Regions from separate parts of the Homo sapiens genome. Here all the other regions are linked to region 1. Evidence: read pairs that join two places in POLR2A ChIA-PET (ENCODE). Cell type or tissue: CD4-positive, alpha-beta T cell. All regions are shown on one strand. Region 1 overlaps ST3GAL2 (ST3 beta-galactoside alpha-2,3-sialyltransferase 2). Region 2 overlaps PDPR (pyruvate dehydrogenase phosphatase regulatory subunit). Region 3 overlaps DDX19B (DEAD-box helicase 19B).

Region 1 (4,000 bases):
AGGCTGGTCTCGAACTCCTGACCTCAGGTGATCTGCCTGCCTCAGTCTCCCAAAGCGCTGGGATTACAGTTGTGAGCCACTGCGCCCGGCTGCTTATTTGGAAAGGAAAATCTTTCCAAGATGGCCCTAACACATACTCCCTTGGGTCTCATTGACCTGAGCTGGTCCATCCTCAAACCAATTCCTGGTGAAAAAGGGACAGGCTTGCTGTGGTTGGCGCTGGTTGGCTTTGGCCAGTCTTGCATCATCTGCCAGGACTGGGTCCTTAGCTGCCCAAACAAATCAGGATTCTGTTGGCAAGCGAAAAAGAGAGTGGCCGCTGGTAGACAGCCAACAGTGTCTGCTACAGACGGCAAAACACAGAGACAAAAAAAAAAAAAAAAAACAGGATCTAAATGGGCTTTTAATTTTTTTTTTTAAGAGAAAACTAGAATTGTTGACCACATTACCAAGGAAGAATAAGAATAGAGAATTTTATTGTTAAGCCACACCAAATTTCTGCCTTGTTAAGAGAATGGCATTACTGAAAAACTGAAGACTTCATCAAGAAAATGTACATAAGCTAACAATATAAGATTAATCACTAAAAAAAAAGTAATATAATTTCCAGACCAGGAGGGGGAAAAAAAGTGGTGAGGGTTGGCCGGGCGTGTTGGCTCTCGCCTGTAATCCCAGCACTTTGGGAGGCCGACGCAGGCAGATCACGAGGTCAGGAGATCAAGACCATCCTGGCTAACATGGTGAAGCCCTGTCTCTACTAAAAATACAAAAAAAAATTAGCCGGGCATGGTGGTGGGCACCTGTGGTCCCAGCTACGGGGGAGGCTGAGGCAGGAGAATGGCATAAACCTGGGAGGCAGAGCTTGCAGTGAGCCGAGATCAAGCCACTGCACTCCAGCCTGGGTGACAGGGTGAGACTCCGTCTCAAAAAAAAAAAAAAAAAAAAAAAAAAAAGGTGAGGGTGGAGATAATATGTCAACCCAAGTCAGGAAAAGAAAAAAAATACAGAAAAAATAGTAGACAAAATACTGAATAAGATAGTAACATAACTCCAAGTGAAATGGATTAAACTCATCTATTTGAAAACAACAACAGCATCAGGTGAAATAAAAAGCAAAGAAGTCTGAGGACTGAGCAAGGTGGCTCATATCTGCAATCTCAGCTCTTTGGGAGGCCACGTTGGGAGGATCATTTGAGAACAGGAGTTGGAGATCAGCCTGGGCAACATAGCAAGACATCATCTCTACAACAACAAAAAAAACAACAAAAGTAGTGCACACCTGTAGTCCCAGCTACTTGGGAGGCTGAGGCAGGAGTCTGAGAGTTCAAGTCCAGCCTGGGGAACATAGCAAGACCCTGTCTTTATGAAAAAAAAAAAAAAAAAAAAAATTTAGCCAGGTCTGGTGGCGTATGCCTATGGTCCTAGCTACTCGGGGGCCTGAGGTAGGATCATTTGAGCCCAGGTGGTCGAGTCTACAGTCAACTGTGATTGCGCCACCGGCATTCCAGTCTGGGCAGCAGAGTGAGATCCTGTCTCAAAAAGGGGGAAAAAGCCTGGGCGCAGTGGCTGACACCTGTAATCCCAACACTTTGGGAGGCGGAGGTGGGCGGAACACCTGAGGCTGGGAGTTCGAGACCAGCCTGGCCAACACGGTTAAACCCCATCTCGACTAAAAATACAAAATTAGCCAGGCATGGTGGCGCATGCCTGTAATCCCAGCTACTCAGGAGACCGAGGCAGGAAAATTGCTTGAACCTGGGAAGTGGAGGTTGCGGTGAGCCAAGATCACGCCATTGTACTCCAGTCTGGGCAATAAGAGCAAAACTCCGTCTCAAAAAAAAAAAGCCGCCAGAGGCGGGAAGCTAGCTAGAATGTGGAGAGACCTGGTCTTCCCCACACAGGTGGTTTGAACTTTTTTCATAAAATAGAGATGAGGTCTCACTCTGTTGCCCAGGCTCCAACCCCTGGACTGAAGCGATCATCCAGCCTCAGTCTCCCAAAGTGCTGGGATTATAGGTGTGAGCCACCACAACCAGCCGAGAACTGTTTTTCTAGACGTTACTTCATGCCTTAGTGTAGATAGGTACAGCAAGATACTGGATTTCCCCCTGCCCACTCCGACTCAAAACACAGTGGGGCTCCCTCCTGAGGTAGCAGGTGGTGGATCTGAAGGGACCCTTCACCCCAACTCCCCTGCCGCACCCTCTCCCCGTGCCTCAGGGCCCAGCTTCCTCCTCTTAGAGGCCGTTTCTTTATTTTTTCTTTCTTTTTTTTTTTTTTTTTTTTTTTTTTTTTTTTTTTTTGTTTCTTTGAGCTGTCTCCTACAGGAAGAGGCTGTTAGGGTGCAGCCTCGATCTTTGTCCAGAGAAGACTGACAGTTTATTTCTCTAGGACTTCATTGAAAGCCAAAGTTATGCTCTTGGTTTGAAGAAGTGTGTTAGCTCTTGCCTTCTGGGTTTCTGGCTACAAACTCTGGGCGGCATCAAGAGGTACCAGAGCTGAGATTTCAGATGGATATAAAGTCAAAGTTGGATGTCCTGCAGGAAGGGAGGGGCTGCCCGAGGGTTTGGTGCTGCGGAGTGGAAAGGGCCTGAGTCCCTAGGGTAGCACTGAGGGGTCTGTGCCAGAGGCTGATACCAGGGTGTTGCAGTGCGGGTGACTTCAGTTAACCAAGCAGGGTGGTGAAGCGGCCCATTCTCAGACAGGTCAAGGACAGGCCTCGCTGCTTTTGAGTTGTTGGGGAGGGAGGGGCTTTCGGTAACTGGCCACCTGCGCCCACCCCCACCCCTCCGCCCCAGCTCCTTCTGCCTGGTTTGGGTGCTGCCCCCCACCCAGGAGGCAGGGAGTGTTCTGGGTTGCTAGGCTGGCAGGGATCTGGGGCACAGCGAATGTTTTGATGGTTGTACCCCAGTTAGTGGAAGAGTGCTTTGGGAAGGCAGTGGGGGCTGTGGAAGGAGCTCTGGGCTTGAAGTCATCAGACCTGGCATGGCGTTAAAGCATCTTCACTTCCGCCTGGCTGACCTTGTTCAGCTGGTCCTGGGACTCCTGCGCATACTAAATGAGAGGCTATCCCCCGAAAATGCTCAGAGGTTCATAAAGCATCGGTCCATTGGAGCAGTAGGCTGTGGCTTCATGCCTTTAGAATGAGCTTTGGGACACGTCCTCAGGCTGTGTGTAAGTGGGTGGAGAGGGGCTTTATCTTTCGTCTTTCTCCTCTCCCTCCCAGAGGCAAGCAGCACCCATCCCCCCAGGCTCCGTGCCTTATTTTGACGTTTCTTTTCTCTGCATGCCAAGAAGGTTGTATTCAGCTGTGCTGGTCTGAGGTGGTGCTTATCCTGTGCTTCATTAGGTTAAGTCGTTGATGGCTGTCTCCTGGGATCTGACCGAGAATTGGCTCTAAAGCTGCTACAGCCTCCAAAACAGTCCCTGCTGTTCTCGTTTTGGGGCACTCTTTGCTTTGCTCCTCAATCAGGTGCTTTTGTTTTTTCCTTCCATTTACCTGCGTGCTGGTGAGGGTCTCCTTTGAGGTTCCTTGTACTGGGAGGTGGAAGTAGCCCTTCGGCTGCATCTCCTGAGGATGGAAGGCGGGGTCTTCAAGGCCCTTGCTGCCCCTGACCTCTGGATCCTGGCTGCCAGTTCCTCTGGACAGCCTCAGCAACTTGGACATGGACCAGCCATTCAGGGGACATTTATTGATAAATGGTCTCCCCAAATTTGCCAAATTTGTGACCACAAACTTCTTAGAAGACTGTAGTATTGGCACAGTGGCTCACACCTGTAATTCCAGCACCTGGGGAGGCCGAGGCAGGCGGATCACTTGAGGTCAGGAGTTTGAGACCAGCCTAGCCAACATGGCGAAACCTCATCTCTGTTGAAAATACAAAAATTAGCTGGGCGTGGTGGCACGGGCCTATAGTGCCAGCTGCTTGGGAGGCTGGGGCAGGAGAATTGCTTGAACCCAGGAGGTGGAGGTTGCAGTGAGCCAATATTGCGCCACTGC
Region 2 (4,000 bases), 280 kb after region 1:
GCCAGCACAGAACCTGGTAGAGCCAGCAGCCAGCCTGCAGGATGGATGCAAAATGCTATTAGGTAGATTGACGTCATCTGTGAATACGAGGTCAGGGTTTCTCATTTAATACTGTTTCTAACACCAAAAGATGGAAACAAGCTGGGCACAGTGGCTCACACTTATAATCCCAGCACTTTAGGAGGCCAAGGTAGGAGGACTGAGGACTGCTTGAGGACAGGGGTTTACGACCAGCCTGGTCAACACAGGGAGAACCCATCTCTACCAACAACAACAACAAAATTAGCCAGGCATGGTAGCACATGCCTGCAGTCCCAGCTACTTGGGAGGCTAAGGCCAGAGGAGCGCTTGAGTTCAAAAGGTAGAGGTTGCAGTGAGCTGTGATCACATCTCTGCACTCCAGCTTGGGCAACAGGGTGAGAAAAATGTTCAATGACATGGGACAGATTTAAAATTCTGGATAGTTTAGGCCAGGCACAGTGGCTCATGCCTGTAATCCCAGCACTTTGACAGGCTGAGGTAGCAGGTTCACTGGAGGCCAGGAGTTCAAGACTGGCCTGGGCAACATAGCCAGACTGTGTCTCTACCAAAAAAAGATAAAAATAAAAATAAATAAACAAATAAAAATAAAGGCTGAGTGCGGTGGCTCACGCCTGTAATCCCAGCACTTTGGGAGGCTGAGGTGGGCGGATCACAAGGTCAGGAGATCGAAACCATCTTGGCTAACACAGTGAAACCCCGTCTCTACAAAAAATACAAAAAATTAGCCAGGCATTGTGGCAGGCGCCTGTAGTCCCAGCTACTCGGGAGGCTGAGGAAGGAGAATGGCATGAACCCGGGAGGTGGAGCTTGCAGTGAGTCAAGACTGTGCCACGGCGTTCCAGCCTGGGTGACAGAGCGAGACTCCGCCTCAAAAAAAAGTAAAAAAAATAAAGATAAAAGTTAGCCAGGCTACTTGGGAAGCTGAGGCAAGAAGATCCCTTGATCCCAAAAGTTTGCGGCTGCAGTGAGCTAGCATTGTGCCACTACACTTCAGACTAAGCAATAGAGCAAGACCCCATCTCTAAAATAAAATAAAATTTTGGAATTCATCTATACAATGGAATATTATGCAGCTATAAAAAAGAATGAAAAGGTCTTTATGTACCAAAATGGAACAATCATAATGAAAAAGCAAGGTGAAGAACAGTGTGTAAGGTATGCTCCCACTTATATAAAAAAGAGAAAAAATATAATAAATGAATATCCATACACATATACACAAACCTACCAACACATAATTGCTTATAGAAGTAGAGAATATAACTAGAACTTAACTTCCCTCCAGAGAGAAAGCTTTTTGTTAGAAGTGAAGATTGAGGGCTGGGTGCAGTGGTTCACATCTATAATCCCAGCACTTTGGGAGGCTGAGGCAGGCAGATCACTTGAGGTCAGGCGTTCGAGACCAGCCTGGCCAACATGGCGAAACCCCATCTCTACTAAAAATACAAAAATCAGCCGGGCATGGTGGCAGGCGTCTGTAATCCCAGCTATTCAGAAGGCTGAGGCAGGAGGATCGCCTGAACCCAGGAGGCAGAGGTTGCAGGAGCTGAGGCTGCACCACTGCACTACAGCCTGGGTGACAGAGCAAGACTCCATCTTAAAAAAAAAAAGAAAGAAAAGGAAAGAACATTGGGGAGTCTTTTTCCTGTATACTCTTTTACATATATATATATATACTTTTTTTTTTTTTTTTTTTTTTGAGACGCAGTTTCCCTTGTCACCCAGGCTGGAGTGCAATGGCACAATCTCGGCTTACTGCAACCTCTGCCTCCTGGGTTCAAGCTATTCTCCTGCCTCAGTCTCCCGAGTAGCAGGGATTACAGGTGTGTGTCACCATGCCCAGCTAATTTTTGTTTTTTTGTTTGTTTGTTTTTTTAGAGACGGAGTTTTGCTCGTCACTCAGATTGGAGTGCAATGGCACAATCTCGGCTCACCGCAACCTCCACCTCCCAGGTTCAAGCAATTCTCTTGCCTCAACCTCCCAAGTAGCTAGGATTACAGGTGTGCACCACCATGCCTGGCTAAATTTGTATTTTTAGTAGAGATGGGGTTTTGCCATGTTGGCCAGGCTGGTTTCGAATTCCTGACCTTAGATGATCCACCCGCCTCAGCCTCCCAAAGTGCTGGGATTACCGGCATAAGCCACTGCACCCAGCTTCTTTTACATATTTTCAATTTTGAATCATATAAATACATTGCCTATTCAAAAGTACATAAACTTTACATTGAAAAAAATGTTCTCTAATTTGTGGTAGCAACAGAATATAAAGGCTACAGTAATGCTAGGGCCCAAAGACCCAGTTTTGCAAGGGACCCATATGTCAAGAAAGCAGGTGGGGGGTTCTAAGGTCATTTTCCCCAAATTATTTATCACTCAGTAAATAAACTAACATCTGTGTCAGCATGCCTGTCACTTGAGTTTACTGTATTTACTCTAATAATTATATTTTCCACATAAGATTGTCAGCTCCCTAAAGAGATTTTTCTATCATCTTTGTAACTGTGTGGAGCTCCACCCCAGGTGGGAGTTCCATTAACTGGCTGGTGGTCAGCACCTATAGCTCTGGTGACGTCTCTGCTGGGATAGCACTCCTTGAGCAGCTTTGACAGTGGCTCTCGCCCTTGGAGGTACATTAGAGTCCCCGGGGAAGCTTTTAAAAATATTGATGCCTGGCCTCACCCCTAGAGATTCTGGTTTGTTCTGGGGAGAGGTCTGGGCACTGGTAATTGTTAAAAGCTCCCCAGCTGATTCTAATGTGCAGACAGATTTAAGACCCATTGATCTATGAGAACAATAGTGAAGATGGACAAGAGGAATAATTATACATAAAGGGCAGTATAAAACCATTTCACAAGCCACGGATAAGGCATAATAATAACTATTATTTTTTGAGACAGTCTCACTCTGTTGCCCAGGCTGGAGGGCAGTGGCACAAACTTGGCTCACTGCAATCTCTGCCTCCCAGGTTCAAGCAATTCTCCTGCCTCAGCCTCCTGAGTAGCTACAATTACAGGCTTATGCCACCACGCCCAGCTAATTTTTGCATTTTTAGTAGAGACGGGGTTTCCCCATGTTGGGCAGGCTGGTCTTGAACTCCCGACCTCAGGTGATCCACCCACCTTGGCCTCCCAAAGTCGTGGGATAACAGGCATGAGCCACTGCACTTGGCCGAGGCATAATTTTTTTTTTTTTTTTTGAGACTGAGTCTTGCTCTGTCGCCCAGGCTGGGGTGCAATGGTGCGATCTTGGCTCACTGCATCCTCCGCCTCCTGGATTCAAGTGATTTTCCTACCTCAGCCTCCCGAGTAGCTGAGATTAACAGACGCGAATAACCACTCCCAGTTAATTTCTGTATTTTTTAGTAGAGACGGCGTTTCACCATGTTGGCCAAGCTGGTCTCGAACTCCTGATCTCCGGTGATCCACTCACCTTGGCCTCCCAAAGTCCTGGGATTACAGGTGTGAGCGATCGTGCCTGGCTGGCGTAATTATTTTTAAGTGTGAGGTTTAAATAGTCTGCCTTATATCAATTCTAAGGTATTATATAATCTTGAAGCAACAAATTAAACCAAAAATGAACCTCCCTAGGGTCTCCCACTTAGAAACATTTACACTGCGATTAGTTTATCACTTTTTGTGGAAATACCTGATAATTAAATTTAAAAGGATTTCAAAAAATAGGAGAAAGACTTTGACATCAAGGAAGCATTATGAGGCCAAGTGTGGCGGCCCACACCTGTAACCCCAGTACTTTGGGAGGTTGAGGTGGGCGGATCACTTGAGCCCAGGAGTTTGAGGCCAGCCTGGACAACAAGGTGAAATCACGTCTCTACCAAAAAAACAAAAAATTAGCCAGGCATGGTAGTGCATGCCTGTAGTCCCAGCTACTCAGGAGGCTGTGGTGGGAGGATCACTTGAGCCCAGGAGGCAGAGGTTGTAGTGAGCTGAGATTGAACCA
Region 3 (4,000 bases), 84 kb after region 1:
GACGACAGGCACATGCCACCACACCTGGCTAATTTTTCTATGTTTAGTAGAGATGGGGTTTCACCATGTTGGCCAGGATGGTCTCTATCTCCTGACCTCGTGATCCACCCACCTCGGCCTGCTAAAGTGCTGGGATTACAGGCATGAGCCACCATGTTTGGCCTACAAAAAAAATTTTTAGAAAATTAGCTGGGTGTGGCCAGGCACGGTGGCTCGTGCCTGGAGTCAGAACTCCAGCCTAGGTGACCTAGCGAAACTGTCTCAAAATAAAAAAAAGAAGGCGGCCAGGCGCAGTGGCTCACGCCTGTAATCCCAGCACTTTGGGAGGCCAAGGCGGGAGGATCACGAGGTCAGCAGATAGAGACCATCCTGGCTAACACAGTGAAACCCCGTCTCTACTAAAAATACAAAAAATTAGCTGGGCGTAGTGGTGGGCGCCTGTAGTCCCAGCTACTCAGGAGGCTGAGGCAGGAGAATGGTGTGAACCCCAGAGGCAGAGCTTGCAGTGAGCCAAGACTGTGCCACTGCTCTCCAGCCTGGGCGACAGGGCGAGACTCTCTCTCAAAAAAAAAAGAAAGAAGTCTGGGCACAGTGGCTCACACCTATAATCTCAGCACTTTGGGAGGCCGAGGCAGATGGATAACCTGAGGTCAAGAGTTTGAGACCAGCCTGGCCAACGTGGTGAAACCCCATCTGTACTAAAAATACAAAATTAGCCAGCCATGGTGGCAGGCACCTGTAATCCCAGCTACTTGGGAGTCTGAGGCAGGAGAATCACTTGAACCCGGAGGGCAGAGGTTGCAGTGAGCCAAGATCATGCCACTGTACTCCAGCCTGAGTGACAGAGCAAGACTCTGTTTCTAAAATAAATAAATAAAAATAAACAAATCTAGAATGTAGAATTTTTGTTTGTTTGTTTTTTGTTTGTTTGCTTGTTTTGAGACGGAGTCTCGCTCTGTCGCCCAGGCTCGAGTGCAGTGGCGCTATTTCAGCTCACTGCTAGCTCTGCCTCCCAGGTTCACACCATTCTCCTGCCTCAGCCTCGCAAGTAGCTGGGACTACAGGTGCCCGCCACCACGCCTGGCTAATTTTTTTGTATTTTTATTAGATACGGGGTTTCACCATGATAGCTAGGATGGTCTCAATCTCCTGATCTCGTGATCTGCTGCCCGCCTCGGCCTCCCAAAGGGCTGGGATTACAGGCGTGAGCCACCGCGCCCGGCCAGAATGTAGAATATTTGAAAAGCAACTAGTCTGGTCTGTGCAAAATGTTAAATATAATAGGGAGAGAAAAAGGTAGGGGTACAATTCTAGATTGAAAGAAACAAGTACAACAACCAAACGCAACGTATAAACGCTAACTTGATCTTGGTCGAAAAACCAAACAGCTATAAAGGAAGACTTTGGGAACAGCTGGGGAGGAATAAAAATGGACTGGTATTAGTTATTCTAGGAAATCTGTTAATTTTCCTGGTTGTGATAAAAGGGTATCCATAGGTATGGCAAAGAATGTCCTCATGAGGTGCATGTCTGCAGTTTACTTTCAAATGGTTTGACAAAAATGTATACATTTATGTAAAGCAAATATGGCAAAATGTTAAGTTTTTGAATCTAGCTGGAGAACATACATGTGTTTATTGTATTATTTCAACTATTGGGTGGGTTTTGAAATATTTCAAAATAAAAAGAATTAGGTTGATGATTTAGGACCAAATTCACATACTCACATTTATTGCCTCGAACAGCATAAGCTAGCTTCAGTTCAGGGTAAAATTTGCCCATTTGTTCAATCACTTTTCCTGTTTGGAGGGCGAGCTCATACGTTGGGGAGAGACATAGACACTGGCAGGAAAAGAATGCAGAGTGCAAATTCAAGACAATAGCTCTTTTGCAAAGGGGAATTACCATTAGTACTTAGCCACTCCTCCAGCTGAAGCTGAAGGAAAGAATATGTACATTAAAATGTACACCATTTGATTCTTTAAGCTACAGAGTCATAAGCTAGAATTCTTAGGGGTCAGAACTCTGGCTGGGTAAAGACACTTGAAAACAGATACTGGCCACTGCAATACAAAAACCCACCCATGAGCAAGGATCTAAAGTTCCAATTGGCATTAGCTTTCTTTTCGTTTACTCAGAAAGCTCTCAGAACTTTCTAATGGATGGCAGTTGCTGATGAAACAGGTTTTCCTGCAAGTAAAGGAGCCAAGCCTGTAAGAAGCATCCCAGAACTGGCACACCATGGAAAAAGGAAACAGGATTTTTATTGCCATTGGAAGATATCCCGTATTATTTGTGCTCAATTTAAGGAGTTTCAGTTTGTGTAAAAAGTAATGCATAGCTTGGCTTTTATTTTATTTTTTTGAGACAGAGTTTCGTTCTTTTTGCCCAGGCTGGAGTGCAATGGTGCGATCTCAGCTCACTGCAACCTCCGCCTCCCGGGTTCAAATGATTCTCTTGCCTCAGTTTCCCAAGTAGCTGGGATTACAGGCACATGCCACCAGGCCCAGCTAATTTTTTATTTTTAGTAGAGACAGGGTTTCACCATGTTGGCCAGGCTGGTCTAGAACTCCTGACCTCAGGTGATCCGCCCACCTCGGCCTCCCAAAGTGCTGGGATTACAGGCATGAGCCACTGCACCCAGCCCATAGCTTGTCTTTTAATCCATCAAATGGAAATCCCCTTCTATCTATGCATTAGTAGAAAACCTAAATTCATAAATCCTTACCTGGGGGTATTTGTTTGCAGGTTCTACTTGGCTAAGCATGGCCAGCACGAAGGCAGCTGTTTTACCAGTACCAGACTGAGATTGGGCAATTAAGTTCTGTGGGCTGCGCAAGAAACAAACTAGTTAGGAGCTTAAATCTCAACCTTTTAGTTAACAAAGTTTAAAAAAATGAGTATTAAAAATTCATTTATAGGAGACCTTGGATTATGTAGCAGAGTTACATATGCTAGCTTCACAAGAACAGGGCACTATAGAAATAAGATTTTCTGGTGGGATTTGAAGCACTCCACATCTTCTTCTTTTTTTTTTTTTTTTTTTTTTTTTTGAGATTAGGTCTCACTCTGTTGACCAGGCTGGAGTGCAGTGGCACAATCTTGGCTCACTGCAGCCTCAACCTCCTGGGCTCAAGTGATCCTCTTGCCTCAGCCTCCCAAAGTGCTGGGATTATAGGTGTGAGTCACTGCAGTTGGCCTACTGATTCTTAAAATGTGAGTCAGCTCACATTACTTCTCTGCCCAAAGACCTTCCAATAATTCCTCGTTTCATTCAGAGTACAAGTTGAAACCCTCATAATGGCATACAGGTCCTGCATGATCTGCTCCCCATTACACCTCAGCTCTCATTTCCTACTACTCTCTCTCCCTTACTTCGTTCCACCACAGGGCCCTAGTACTGCTCAGAGAACATGCCAGTCATGCTCTTGTCTTAGGGCTTCTGCCTTGGCTGTGCTCTGCTTGGGACAACTGTCCCCAGATAACATGCTAACTCCCTTCTCTCCTTCAAGTCTTTGCCCAGATATCTACTTCAGGAGATCCTACCTTAACCACTTGATTTAAAAGTGTAATCTACCTTGAAATGCCTAAAAAAAACAAGATGTAGGTTTTGGTAGCAGGGTAGGGGGTAAGAGTGGCAAGAACCAAGTCTTGCCTTGAAGGTGGCAAGAAGCAGCTCAAGAAGCAGGCAAGGCCAGGCGCGGTGGCTCATGCCTGCAATCCCAGAACTTTGGGAGGCCGAGGTGGGTGGATCATTCGAGGTCAGGAATTTGAGACCAGCCTGGCCAACATGGTAAAACCCTGACTCTACTAAAAATACAAAAATTAGCCAGGCATGGTGGTGGGCGCCTGTAGTCCCAGCTCCTTGGGAGGCTGAGGCAGGAGAATCGCTTGAACCCACGAGGCAGAGGTTGCAGTGAGCCGAGATCGCGCCACTGTACTCCAGCCTGGGTGATAGAGCGAGACTCAGTGTCAAAAAAAAAAAAAGAAAAAAGAAAAA

What was found. ChIA-PET counts read pairs that join two places held together with the same protein. Peaks named below come from ENCODE experiments on the same cell type or tissue, not always from the same donor. Only the 100,000 strongest peaks of a DNase experiment are listed, where the experiment ranks them.
Region 2: POLR2A ChIA-PET joins it to region 1 with 6 read pairs; 3 of 35 experiments call an interaction of 5 or more read pairs at or near these places.
Region 3: POLR2A ChIA-PET joins it to region 1 with 6 read pairs; 3 of 35 experiments call an interaction of 5 or more read pairs at or near these places.

Annotation. Positions count from the first base shown.
Region 1 is chr16:70,407,194-70,411,193 of GRCh38, reverse strand. All of the region lies in intron 1 of ST3GAL2 (ST3 beta-galactoside alpha-2,3-sialyltransferase 2), which reads left to right. Among named protein-coding and RNA genes, the nearest start is that of ST3GAL2, 30 kb to the left of the region's middle. In CD4-positive, alpha-beta T cell, no CTCF peak of the experiment used is centred here; a DNase peak (open chromatin) is centred at 2,153.
Region 2 is chr16:70,123,294-70,127,293 of GRCh38, reverse strand. PDPR (pyruvate dehydrogenase phosphatase regulatory subunit) reads right to left here. Exons shown (of 19, transcript NM_017990.5): 4 at 1-34. Among named protein-coding and RNA genes, the nearest start is that of PDPR, 11 kb to the right of the region's middle. In CD4-positive, alpha-beta T cell, no CTCF peak of the experiment used is centred here; no DNase peak of the experiment used is centred here.
Region 3 is chr16:70,323,416-70,327,415 of GRCh38, reverse strand. DDX19B (DEAD-box helicase 19B) reads right to left here. Exons shown (of 12, transcript NM_007242.7): 6 at 2,729-2,831; 7 at 1,728-1,842. The region is part of intron 3 of DDX19A-DT (DDX19A divergent transcript); the gene reads left to right. Among named protein-coding and RNA genes, the nearest start is that of DDX19A-DT, 21 kb to the left of the region's middle. In CD4-positive, alpha-beta T cell, no CTCF peak of the experiment used is centred here; no DNase peak of the experiment used is centred here.